2 separate regions of the Homo sapiens genome follow, and region 2 is linked to region 1. A link is an interaction called in ENCODE POLR2A ChIA-PET data of the cell type or tissue named here. Cell type or tissue: K562. All regions are shown on one strand. Each heading gives the region's core, and the rest is flanking DNA. Links, peaks and the distances in the headings are about the cores only.

What was found. Peaks named below come from ENCODE experiments on the same cell type or tissue, not always from the same donor. Only the 100,000 strongest peaks of a DNase experiment are listed, where the experiment ranks them.
Region 2: POLR2A ChIA-PET joins it to region 1 with 5 read pairs; 2 of 35 experiments call an interaction of 5 or more read pairs at or near these places.

The regions. Positions count from the first base shown.
Region 1 is chr16:16,117,687-16,125,369 of GRCh38, forward strand. ABCC1 (ATP binding cassette subfamily C member 1 (ABCC1 blood group)) reads left to right here. Exons shown (of 31, transcript NM_004996.4): 24 at 4,289-4,488; 25 at 7,103-7,229. Among named protein-coding and RNA genes, the nearest start is that of ABCC6, 100 kb to the right of the region's middle. In K562, for the core only: no CTCF peak of the experiment used is centred there; a DNase peak (open chromatin) is centred at 3,325.
Region 2 is chr16:15,790,766-15,796,047 of GRCh38, forward strand. The region is part of intron 4 of MYH11 (myosin heavy chain 11); the gene reads right to left. Among named protein-coding and RNA genes, the nearest start is that of MYH11, 64 kb to the right of the region's middle. In K562, for the core only: no CTCF peak of the experiment used is centred there; no DNase peak of the experiment used is centred there.

The DNA.
Region 1 (7,683 bases), core at 1,345-6,344:
CCTGAAGTCAGGAGTTCGAGAGCAGCCTGACCAATATGGTGAAACCCCACCTCTACTAAAAATACAAAAATTAGCCAGGTGTGGTGGCATGTGCCTATAGTCCCAGCTGCTCTGAAGGCTGAGACAGGAGAATTGCTTGAACCTGGGAGGTGGAGGTTGCAGTGAGCCAAGATTGCATCACTGCAATCCAGCCTGGGCAACAGAGTGATACTCTGTCTAAAAAAAAACAGAGAAGTTTCTGTTGGGAAAGGAGAAATTGTGTAGGCAGTCAGTCGTCTCTGCTGCATCCCTTCTGCAGAAACGGTTATATGTTCTTTGTTCTTTGAACACATGTGGTTTCTTAGGATATCGCAGGATAGATAATGTTTTCAATTGACAGGTGGAGCATCTTGCTAAGTGGGAGAGCTGAGAGTGCAACCTCAAGTCTGTCCAATTCCAAAACTGCTGTTACCGCTAAAGGATTAACCGCAGCACAATTGCCAGTAGGGATGGGTTGTTTAGATGGGAGCATTCCAGCTGCAAAGCAAAACAAGAGTAAGAAACCATGAGGCTCACCATATCTCAAACCACGCTGCACAGCTGTTCAGGTGGCATCCAGGGGGCCTTGGTTCAATCATGTGGCCCCTGCGCCCCACCACACTGTGGCCCAATGATTGATGAGAACGAACAGTGATGGAATCAGAGAGAGTAGGTCCAGTTCCTGGAGTCTCGTTATATCCTCTTGAAATTGGTGCCAGCTTTTTTTTTTTTTTTTTTTTCCCCTGCATTTACCAAATATGTTATCTGTGTTCATACGCAAGCTGGAAAATTTCCTGAAAGACCCAAAAAGAACAAAACAGGCCAAATGCAGTGTTGAAGGCAACTTAAATGTCTGCCAATAGCAGGACCTTGGGTACACCGTGGAGCAATGTGGCTTTGAGCAGGGATAATTAGAAGACGCAGCTGTTGGAGCACCAAGGATTTTTATTTTTCAACAACAAAGGAAATGATTTTAGCAAAGGACCAAGTTCTAGGTGCACTGTCGTTATCACCGAGATGAAATGCATAATGTGTGTGGGCAGGACTGGAAGGGAGGCAGATACATGAAAACATCGTCTTTTTAAGGGTTGAGATTATAGAATAGTTAATTTTTTAATGGCTTTTGGCTAAATTTACATTTATCCTCTCACTAGGCAGTCTCATTCCTAAGTGTATATTAAAAAAAAAAAAAAAAAAAAAAGAGCAAAGGCAGTGCTTAGAATGTTCTCAGCATCTTGATTCATAATCGCCCAAACTGGAAACAGCTCAAATGTCCATTAACAGGACCGTGGAGAAATAAATTGTGATATAATTATACAATTTATGGTTGAGTAGTAAAAAGGAATGAAATGCTAATACACAACAATTTGGGTTTATCTCAGAGATGTTATAGTGATCAAAAGAAGCCAGACGAAAAAGAGTAGGTACTGTGAGATTTCATTTATATGAAGTTCGGTCGGGTGCAGTGGCTCATGCCTTTAATCCCAGCCCTTTGGGAGGCCTAGACAGGAGGATTGCTTGGGCCCAGGAGTTCGAGACCAGCCTGAGCAACATGGGAAAACCTGGTCTCTACAGAAAATACAAAAATTAGCTGGGTGTGGTGGCGTGAACCTGTAGTCCCACCTGCTTGGGAGGCTGAGATGGAAGGGTCACTTGAGCCTCGGAGGCGGAGGTTGCAGTGAGCTGACATTGTGCCAGTGCACTTCAGCCTTGGTGACAGGGCGAGTTGTCTGAAAAAAACATCAGATCGGCAGGGCAGGTGGATCACCTGAGGTCAGGAGTTTGAGACCAGCCTGGCCAACATGGTGAAACCCCATCTCTACTAAAAATAGAAAAATTAGCCAGGCACGGTGGTGGGCGCCTGCAATTCCAGCTACTTAGGAGGCTAAGGCAGGAGAATTGCTTGAACCTGGGAGGCAGAGGTTGCAATGAGCCAAGATTGTGCCACTGCACTCCAGCCAGGGTGACAGAGCGAGACTGTCTTAAAAAATAAAATAAGATCATTCCTGAACAAATATTCATCTCAGGTTAGATTTTTCCAGTAAGTAAGGTTCAGAGGCAGTGGCAAGTGGAGGAAAGTGAACAGGTAACACACTTGAGAGCGATTTGCATCTGGATTGTTCAGAAAGCAAGCTGGTAAGAGAGGAAGGAGATGTGGTCCAGGGTAAGATGGGGCAGATCACCTGGGCCTTCAGCCATGCAGAGGGGTCTGGATTTCATGGGAGGCGGTGGGAACAGCTGGAGAAGAAATTATATCTGATCCACATTCCAGGAATTGGCAGAACAGCTATTCTGAGACTGCGTGGGGTTGTGCGGTACCTGGGTTCACTTACATAGCTTCTGGGGCCCCAGAAGACTCTCCATCTGTGGGTTGCAATTAACGCCCGTGCCGCCACCCAGGAAGAAGCTGCCAACCACAGAGGCCTTGTAAAAGCCACCTGCTGCTATTGATGCTTTTTGTTGGACTCTGCCCCAAAGCAGCCCAGTACACCTGGCCCAGGGCAGGATGCAGGGAGGCCGAGTTCCTAGCAACCCTTTGTTAGTTTTCCCAGCTCTCCTGTCGATAAGCAATTGTAGGCACCTTGTGGAATCAGGAACCCCGGGCTCACCAGTTCCTTTTGCGTAGATGAGAAAAACCTAGGCTAGGAGAGCGCAGTGTCCTCACATGGCTGGTGCAGCCTCTGATCCACAGCTCCACAAAGCTTGCAGAAGGTGGTTGGCTTTTGTTCTGAATCTAACAAGACTTATCGGGAGGCTCTTGGTGCCTGGCACTGGCTGAATGCCCAGGTTGGGGGAGGCAGAGCAGATGAAGCATCTGCCCGCGAGGGTGGGTGGAGCTGCTTGTGAAACGTATCATCGTAGCCCGGGAGCTGGGACACTGAAGCCCGGAGAAGGTGCTCATGGAGGATGGGAAGGGCTTCCCGAGGAAGTGACATCTGTGCTCCCATCTGCTGGGTGATGAGGAATGGCCTGGACGGGATGGGCATGGTGGGTGGAGGCAGGCGGCCTGTGTGCAGGGAAGGAAGGGGAGAGTTACAGGATGAGATGAGTTGAGGGAAGAAGCATGGTTGGCAACTCTAACAGCGCTGGGAGGCCATCGGAGGGGGGTGACGAGATTGACCCTATCCTCATGGGCATCTCAGCTGGGCTGAGTGTGCTGGAACCGGCCATTGCATGGACACAGTCACTCCTGAGGGGATGTGATCAACAGGCGGAATTCTGTCACTTAATGATAACAATAGTCACCAGCTAACTGAATGCTTACTGTTAGGTCAAACTATATGAAACTGCTAATACTTATTTCTTATCTACAGAAACAGCTATTTCCTGTGGTTCAACCTAGTATTACCAGGCACTGTGCTTAGTGACATCATGCATATCTATATGATTTATGAAATAATGTGTCCACGCAAATACACATCACATGTAAGACTGTAACTCTTACATGTCACCCTCACAATGACCCCGTGAAGCAAGCTTTGTTTTGTTTCGTTTGTTTTCTTAATAATATTTTATTTTTGTAGAGATGGCATTTTGCCATGTGCCTGGGCTGGTCTCAGACTCCTGGCCTCAAGTGATCTCCCGCCTCTGCCTCCTGAAGTGCGGGTATTACAAGCATGAGCCACCCCACCTGGCCGAGCAAGCCTTGTTGTTCCCATTTTACAGATAAGGAAACTGAGGCTTAGAGAAGTAAAGTGTTAGTCGTGTTTATATTGCCAGTCAGTAGTTGAGTCAGGATTTGAACTGAGGTCTCGTTGACCTCAAAGCCTATGCTGAAAACCACACTGCTGGTTCCAGAAAACCCTAGAGGTGAAAGGCTTCAGAGAGGCAGTACAGGGTAGAGGTTAGCACTTTGCAGCCCAGATGGCCTGGGTTTGAATCCCAGTTCTGCCCCTTGCTAGCCATGTGACCTTGGGGAGGAGATTAACTAGCTTCTTTGTGCCTTAGTCTACCCATCACATATAGGAATGAGCACCTCAGGTTTTTTGTGAGGATTGAATGAACTGATGTTTGTAAAACTGCTTAGAACGATGCCTGGGGCTGTGGGCTTTGTATAAGCGTGAGCTATTATTGTCACTGTCCTTGTCATTGGTGGTGCTATTCCTGTGGTTCACCAGGTGAGTGGGCACCCCTGTGAGGGCAGCCCGGCTCTAACATTTTGCCTCCTGGAGGTATCGGTTACGTCTAGATGTTCTCCAGCACAGCCCTGCCCTGGGAGGATGGCAGGAGGGAACCTTCATCAACTCCCCGCGTCTGTTCTCTACCCCAGAGGTTCTACGTGGCTTCCTCCCGGCAGCTGAAGCGCCTCGAGTCGGTCAGCCGCTCCCCGGTCTATTCCCATTTCAACGAGACCTTGCTGGGGGTCAGCGTCATTCGAGCCTTCGAGGAGCAGGAGCGCTTCATCCACCAGAGTGACCTGAAGGTGGACGAGAACCAGAAGGCCTATTACCCCAGCATCGTGGCCAACAGGTGGGCATGGTGGGCCTGCAGGAGCGGGTGGAGGAGGCCGCCTTAGCACCTTGTCTCTTTGCCTCGATCTTTTCCTCGCACCTTGAGCTGGGTATAAAGCCAAACCCCGGCCTTGCAGAAAGGATGGAGAGGCTTGATGAGCGCGGAGGACAGATGAATCATTAAGAGCAGACAGCGGCACTGTAGACATGCAGTGCCCGCGGCATTTAAGTGCAGGGACACAGCTCTTCTGGAGTCAGAAAGCCCTGCAAGTGCTTCCCGTTAACTGTCATCCTAGTGATGCAAGACTGCCAGCGACCGACTCTGCTATTGAGTATCTTCATACCGCTGTTCCCGTCTGGGGGTGATCATGCACCCCTGGGTGATGTGTGTCAGAAGCAATTTACTAATACTAAGCTAAACCATATGAGATTGTCATCTTGTGGGCCAGATGTCATGGCTCACGCCTGTAATCCCAGTACTTTGGGAGGCTGAGGCAGGAGGATCCATTAGATTCCAGGCCAGCCTGGGCAACATAGCAAGACCCCCATCTCTCTTAAAAAAAAAAAAAAAAAAAAAAAGTAGCCCATCATGGTGGTGTGTGCCTGTAGTCCTAGCTTCTCGAGAGGCTGAGGCTGGAGGATCGTTTCAGCCCAGGAGTTCAAAGTTGCATTGAGCTATGATTACACCACTGCACTCCAGCCTGGGTGACAGAGTGAGACCCTGTCTCTGGAAAAACAAAAAAAGGAGATGGGGGTGGGAGATTGACATCTTGTGGATCACAGATAATAGCATCAATCCAAAAGAGGCAGAAGTTTGCTAATTATTTGCTGAATTTAGAGAAGTGTCCCTCTCACCCATTTGCATCCTTATAGACTTTTCTGAAAAAGTGACAGCACCCCAGAGGTGTCCCATAACCATTAGCCCGTCTTACACACTCTAATCCCATAGCGTAAGTCTGGGTGGGCTAACCCTGAATGATTACAGACCTTGACTTCCCTTCAGAATTTTTAGGGAGTTTGTCACAATCTGGCTGTGTCTGTCGGAGTAGTGAGGATCAGTCACTTGGTTCATAAGGGCTGCAATGGAGAAAAGATCAACACCCCATCTTCCTAGAATGCTTTATATTTTAGAACATTAAAATAATAGTTCTAGTGCTATATGATATCATACGAAGCCTAGCTTTAAACAAATAAGATGGCCAGGCGCGGTGGCTCACATCTGTAATCCCAGCACTTTGGGATGCCAAAGTGGGTGGATCACCTGAGGTCAGGAGTTCAAGACCAGCCTGGTCAACATGGCAAAATCCCATCTATATTAAAAATACAAAAAAATTAGCCGGGCATGATGGTGGGTGCCTGTACTTGGGAGGCTGAGGCAGGAGAATCACTTGAACCCAAGAGGCAGAGGTTGCAGTGAGCCAAGACCGCACCATTGCACTCCAGCCTGGGCAACGAGAGCGAAACTCTATCTGAAGAAATAATAGAAGAGAAGAGAAGAATAAAATAAAAAGTAAAATAAAATAGTTCTGATGGTACATGATACCATACTAAACCTAGCTTTAAACAAATAAGATGACCAGGCACATTGGTTGACACCTGTAATCTCAGCACTTTGGGTGGCCAAGGCAGGCGGGTCACTTGAGCCCAGCAGTTCGAGACCAGCCTGGGCACTCTAGGGAGACCCTGTCTCTAAAAACAAAACAAAAAACCAAAAATTTGCCAGGTGTGGTGGCATGGGCCTGTAGTCGCAGCTACTCAGGCTGAGGCAGGAGGATCACTGGAACTTGGAAGGTTGAGGCGGCAGTGAGCTGTGATCATGTCATCCACACTCCAGCCTGGATGGCAGAGTAAGACCCCATCTCAAAAAAACAAAATGACAGAAAACATGATTTCTGTTTCTATTTTAAAGGGTAAAATAGTATATTTTAACACTTTGAAATGAAGAGTCTGGGCTTGGGAACGTTACAATGATGTTTACTCGTACTAGTTACGCACTCCCCTCCCAGATCTGTCTCGTAACAAGAGACTGTTATTTTCTACTTGTTTTTAGCCAAAAGGCCGAGAAACGATGGTTATTTTAAATCCCTAGTGTCTCTTACAGTTGATGTCTTCTTAGTATTTAGGAATTTCCAGGACATCTTTTTGTTGTTGTTAATGCACTGTGTGTGTGTGTGTGTGTGTGTGTGTGTGTGTGATTATAGGAGTGACCCACTACGCCCGGCTGTGTGTGTGTGTGTGTGTGTGTGTGTGTGTGTATGTGTGTGTGTGTGATTATAGGAGTGACCCACTACGCCCGGCCTATGTGTATGTATTTTAAAGGCTTCAATGAGAAAAAAGTTGGTTCTTAAAAAGGCAAGCTTCAGATTCCAGGGAAGATTGCCTCTGGAGAGCTCTGTTTTAATCCATGGGTTTGCCAGATTAATGAGGATTTACTGGCCTCGTGCCTTCGGCCCTCCCTACCCTGCGCCCATTGTGCATGTTTTGAAAAAGCAGTGCCAGGAAGGACTCTCTCTGGAATTACTGCGGAGTTACTTGAGTTAGCAAAGAATCCCCTTCCTCCCCCAAGAGCTGTAAGCCAAGTCTCTGTAGAGCTGACTCCATGCCTGTTTGTCTGCCTGTGTGTCTTGGCGCAGGTGGCTGGCCGTGCGGCTGGAGTGTGTGGGCAACTGCATCGTTCTGTTTGCTGCCCTGTTTGCGGTGATCTCCAGGCACAGCCTCAGTGCTGGCTTGGTGGGCCTCTCAGTGTCTTACTCATTGCAGGTAAGAGGGGATGCTCTTGGCTGGATTATTAAAGTCTGTTAATGGGGGAGCCAGTTGTCCTTGGCTTTGGATTCCAGCTCCAACAGGAATGGGGGAGAGGAACTTGAGAGGTACGGAGTTTGAGGAGCAGGTACAGTGCCACAGTGCCTGGTGACCAACTAGAGCAGGAGACGGATTTGACATGTGGCCAGGATTTTCCCCATCAGTCACACAGATTCCTTAGTGGCCCAAGAGGATACTTCCAGGTACGAGGGGAATGCTTTTAAAGCTATGAATTTCCCTCTAAGAACTGCTTTAGCTGCATCTCACAAATGATGATACATTGTGTTTTCATATTGTCACCTGGCTAAAAATATTTTCCAGTTTCTTATTATGTGGCCCATGAGTTATTTTGGAAATGTGTGTGCTTAGGAGATGGCAATGTGGCAGGCCTGGGTGATGGCTATACCTGGGG
Region 2 (5,282 bases), core at 1-5,000, 330 kb before region 1:
TCCTTTTAATCAGTCCAGCCCCAGCAGCTGGGAAGAACCACCCAATGGCCACTTAATCCCCCAGCCAGGCTGGCTTCATGAGTGTGACCTGTACCGTCTCACAGGGACCACCCTGTGCTTCATACTCTAATGTTGCCATCTGGAAATTCTTCCTAATTCTTTATAAACGCTCTGCATTTTTTTTCTTTTCTTTTTTTTTTTTTTTTTTTGAGACTGACTCTTGCTCTATTGCCCAGGCTGGAGTGCAGTGTGTGATGGCGGCTCACTGCAACCTCTACCTCCCAGGTTCAAGTGATTCTCCTGCCTCAACCTCCCAAGTAGCTGGAACTACAGGTGCCCGCCACTATGCCTGGGTAATTTTTATATTTTTAGTAGAGATGGGATTTCACCATGTTGGCGAGGCTGGCCTCGAACTCCTGACCTCATGTGATCTGCCCGCCTCAGCCTCCCAAAGTGCTGGGATTCCAGGTGTGAGTCACTGCACTCAGCCAGCATTTTCATTTTGCAAAATTCTACAAATTCTGCAGCTGGTCCTGGCTCCCAGGGTCGAATATTGCCAAGTCCATTGCAGCCTGTGGTTTGCCACTGGTAGGAAAGCCAAATTGTCTCTGATGAACCTCACAGCTATTCAGTCCCTGGTCTTTATGTGACTGGCAAAGCACCCTGGCATTTTGTACTGTACAACTCCTACACGTCCTGCAAAACCCCAGGCAGAAGCAACGCCTCTCTCCCCTATAGCATCAATTGGCAGAATAGCATAATGGGCTCCAGGACCAGGTTGCTCAAGTTCAAATCCCTCCTCTGCCAGTTACCTGGGTGACCTTAGGCAAGTCATTTAGCCTCTCCATACCTCAGTTTCTTTACCCCATTATAAAATGGGTATAATAAAAACACTTACCTTGTATGATTTTTTTTTTTTTTTTTTTGAGACAAGATCTCACTCTGTGGCCCAGGCTGGAGTGCAGTGATGCAATCATAGCTCACTGCAGCTGAGAATTCCTAGGCTCAAGTGATACTCCTGCCCCAATCTCCCAGGTAGCTGGGACTACAGGTGCACACCACCACAGCTGGCTGATTTTTAAATTTTCTGTAGAGACAGGGGTCTCGCTATGTTGCTCAAGCTGGTCTCGAACTCCTGGTCTCAAGTGATCTCTAGCCTCAGCCTCCCAAAGTGCTGGGACTACAGGCATGAGCCACCATGCCTGACCTTTTATATGATTCTTATGAGGATTAAATGAGTGAACATTTATATAAAATGCTTAGAACAATGCCTGGTATGCCAAAATGTTAGTTATTATTACTTTTGTTTTTTGAGACAGAGTTTTGCTTCTTGCTCAGGCCGGAGTGCAGTGGCACAATCTTGACTCACTGCAATCTCGAACTCCTGGGTTCAAGTGACCCTCCCACCTCAGCCTCCTGAGTAGCTGGGATGACAGGCATGTGCCACTACACCTAGCTAATTTTTTGATTTTGTGGGGTCTCGCTAAGTTGCCCAGGATAGTCTTGAACTCCAGGCCTCAGGCAATCCTCCTGCCTCGGCCCCCTAAAGTGTTGGGATTACAGGTGTGAGCCACTGTGCCCACCTATTATTACTTTTATAACCACTGCTTCCACAGAAGTTATATATTGTTTGTATAATGATTTTCAGCATTCATCCTATCATTACAATATAAATAATATTCACATTTTCCCACTGTTTAAGCTAGGAGTTAGCAAACTCTTTTTGTAAAAGGTCAGACAGTAAATATTTTAGACTTTGAGGGTCACGCATTCTTTGTCACATCTGCTCAGCTCTCCACTGCAGCACAAAAGCAAATACGTAAACAAGTGGGTGCGGCTGTGTTTCAATAAAACTTTATCTGGAACAGACAGACAAGGGCCTGATTTGACCCACTGGTTAAACTTTGTCCTTCCTTGGCTTGAGTCCCTTAGCACGTTCTCATCCATTTCATTTATTTATTTTATTGTTATATATATTTTTTGAGATGGGGTCTCACTGTGTCACCCAGGCTGAAGTGCAGTGGTGCAGTCTTGGCTCAGTGCCAACTTTCTGCCTCCCAGGCTCAGTGAACCGAGATCCTCCTGCCTCATCCTCCTAAGTAGCTGGGACTACAGGCACATGCCATCACGCTCAGCTAATTTTTGTTTTTGTAGAGAGGGGGTTTGGCCATGTTGGCCAGGCTGGTCTTGAACTCCTGAGCTCAAGCGATCAGCCTGCCTTGGCCTCCCGAAGTGCTAGGATTACAGGCATGAGCCACCATGCCCAGCCTGTCATCCATTTTAGACGAAAGTTTAAACTCCTCCCCAGGGCCTGGAAGCACCCCCTTACCTCTCTCTAATTTTATGTGAAACCACCCTCCTCCTCTTACTTTAGCCCCCTGATCACACAGCTCTATCTCCAGCCAGGCCCATGGCCTCTAATTAAACTGATTATACTGGATGGATTACATGCTAGACAAAATACAACTCAGGCCTAAAAATTACATTTATTCAGCTTTCAGTTTCCTTCCTTTCTTGTCTTCCTTCCCTTCCTTTCCTTCCTTCCTGTCTCTGGGTCTTGCTCTGTTGCCCAGGCTGAGGTGCAGTGGTGCCATCATAGCTCACTTAGCCTCTAACTCCCAAGCTCAAGTGATCCTCCCTCCCCAACCTCCTGAGTAGCTGGGACTACAGGCATGCACCATCCCACCTAGCTAATTTTTAAATTTTTTGTAGTAATGGGGTCTTACTGTGTTCCTCAGTTTGGTCTCAAACTTCTGGCTTCCAGCCACCCTCCCGCCTCGGCCTCTCAAGGCCCTGAGTTTCCAGGCATAAGCCACCACACCCAGCCAATTTTCAGTTTCTTTTCTTTTCTTTTTTTTTTTTTTTTTTTTTTGAGACAGAGTCTCGCTCTGTCACCCAGGCTGGAGTGCACTGGCGTGATCTCAGCTCACTGCAAGCTCCGCCCCCCAGGTTCACGCCATTCTCCTGCCTCAGCCTCCTGAATAGCTGGGACTACAGGCACCCGCCACCATGCCCGGCTAATTTTTTTGTATTTTTTTTAGTAGAGATGGGGTTTCACCGTGTTAGCCAGGATGGTCTCGAACTCCTGACCTCGTGATCCACCCGCCTCGGCCTCCCAAAGTGCTGGGATTACAGGCGTGAGCCACGGTGCGTGGCCAATTTTCAGTTTCTTTTCTTTTCTTTTTTTTTTTTTTTTGAGACAGAGTCTCGCTCTGTCACCCAGGCTGGAGTGCAGTGGTGCGATCTCTGCTAACTGCAAGCCCCGCCCCCCAGGTTCACACCATTCTCCTGCCTCAGCCTCCTGAATAGCTGGGACTACAGGCACCCGCCACCATGCCCAGCTAATTTTTTTGTATTTTTTTAGTAGAGATGGGGTTTCACCGTGTTAGCCAGGATGGTCTCGAACTCCTGACCTCGTGATCCGCCCGCCTCGGCCTCCCAAAGTGCTGGGATTACAGGCCTGAGCCACAGTGCGCGGCCAATTTTCAGTTTCTTAACTGCATAACCAAACAGTTGGCTCCAGCCTGGCTTCTCTTAAGCACCAACTACGCGTAAAAGCTCAGCCCTGCTGTCAACTTGTAGGTCCTTCAAGTCACTTTGGCTGAATTTCACAACAAGCAAAATAAAATTGAATACAGAGACTGAAGATGTTGGTGGTTCTGGGCTGACTGGATGCATTTGCAAATAAAAGTCTGATCGTTTTGGGATTTCCTTCCTAACAATGGCTAAGGCCTCCTTCTCCAGCACTGGCTGTGTGTGGGCAGTGTGCCAAGTCCTTGCTAACGCTGCATTCCAGGAGATGGAGATACACAATAGCCAAGTAAACAAATAATCAAGATAGTTCGTGGTGGAGATATCATTGCTACATCTGGGTGATGTGACTGAGAAGATCGAGGGGAAGGGAGGAGAGGGGAGGCTGTGGATGGGGAAGCCAGGGAGTTGCTGAGCCTTGAAAGTTACAAGAGAGCCCTGTGGGAAGGATGGAGGGAAGGGTGGGCCAGGCAGGGCAAACAGTATGGACAGAGGTCCAAGGGAGGGAAATGCTGGGCCCAGGTATGAGACAGAATGGCTCCCAGCATGGCTGGAGGGCCACAACAGAGGAGGACAGCAGGAAGTGAAGAGGGAAGAGCAGATCACACTCAGTCTTCCAAGTCACAGTAAGGAATCTGAGTTTTATTCTCATGGGTGCAGGAAACCATTTCACGAGGGGAACGGGACTTTAGAACCAGTGTGGGGAGAATCAGAACTGCAGGATGGGCTGGGCGAAGTGGCTCATGCCTGTAATCCCAGCACTTTGGGAGGCTGACTGAGGTGGGTGGATCACCTGAGATCAGGAGTTTGAGACCAGGCTGGCCAACATGGAGAAAACCCATCTCTATTAACAATACAAAAATTAGCTGGGCATGATGGCATAATACTCGGGAAGCTGAGGCAGGAGAATTGCTTGAACCCAGGAGGCGGGGGTTGCAGTGAGCCAAGATCGCACCACTGCACTCCAGCCTGGGCAACAGAGTGAGACTCTGTCTCAACAAAAAAATCAACAACAACAACAAACTGCAGGATGGGCCAGGCTCAGCGGCTCATGCCTGTAATCCCAGCACTTGGGAGGCCGAGGCTCCCCGGGTCACCTGAGGTCAGGAGTTCGAGACCAGCCTGACCAACATGACAAAACCCTGTCTCTACTAAAAATACAAAATTAGCCAGGCATGGTGGTACATGCCTGTTATCCCAGCTACTCGGGAGGCTGAGGCAGGAGAATCACTTGAACCTGGGAGGTGGAGGTTGCTGTGAGCCAAGATCACGCCATTGCACTCTAGCCTGGGCAATGAGAGCAAAACTCCATCTCAAAAACAAACAAACAAACAAACAAACAAACTGCAAGATGGATACTGGATTGCAGGAAGGATTTTTAAAAAATAGTGAGCACTTTCACTACAATAGCAGCTGATCCTTACAAAGTGCTCACCATGGGGCAGTGGCCTGTTTCTCAGTTCTTCACATGTAGTGACTCATTTCATCCTTCCAACAACCCAATGGGGTGCTTATTGTTCCCATTTTACAGATGGGGAAACTGAGGCTCAGAGAAGTGAACTGACTTATTTCCTGGAGCATACAACTAACTAGACGATGATGGGGCCAGAATTCAAACCCAAGGGGTTAGGTTCTGGAATCCACACTTTATGACAGCATGCTAATGAATATTTATTCAATGAATAATGAGTGAATATTCTTATAATGTATATTTATTAAAGGAAGGAAGCAAGCAAGCAATGGGAGCAGGG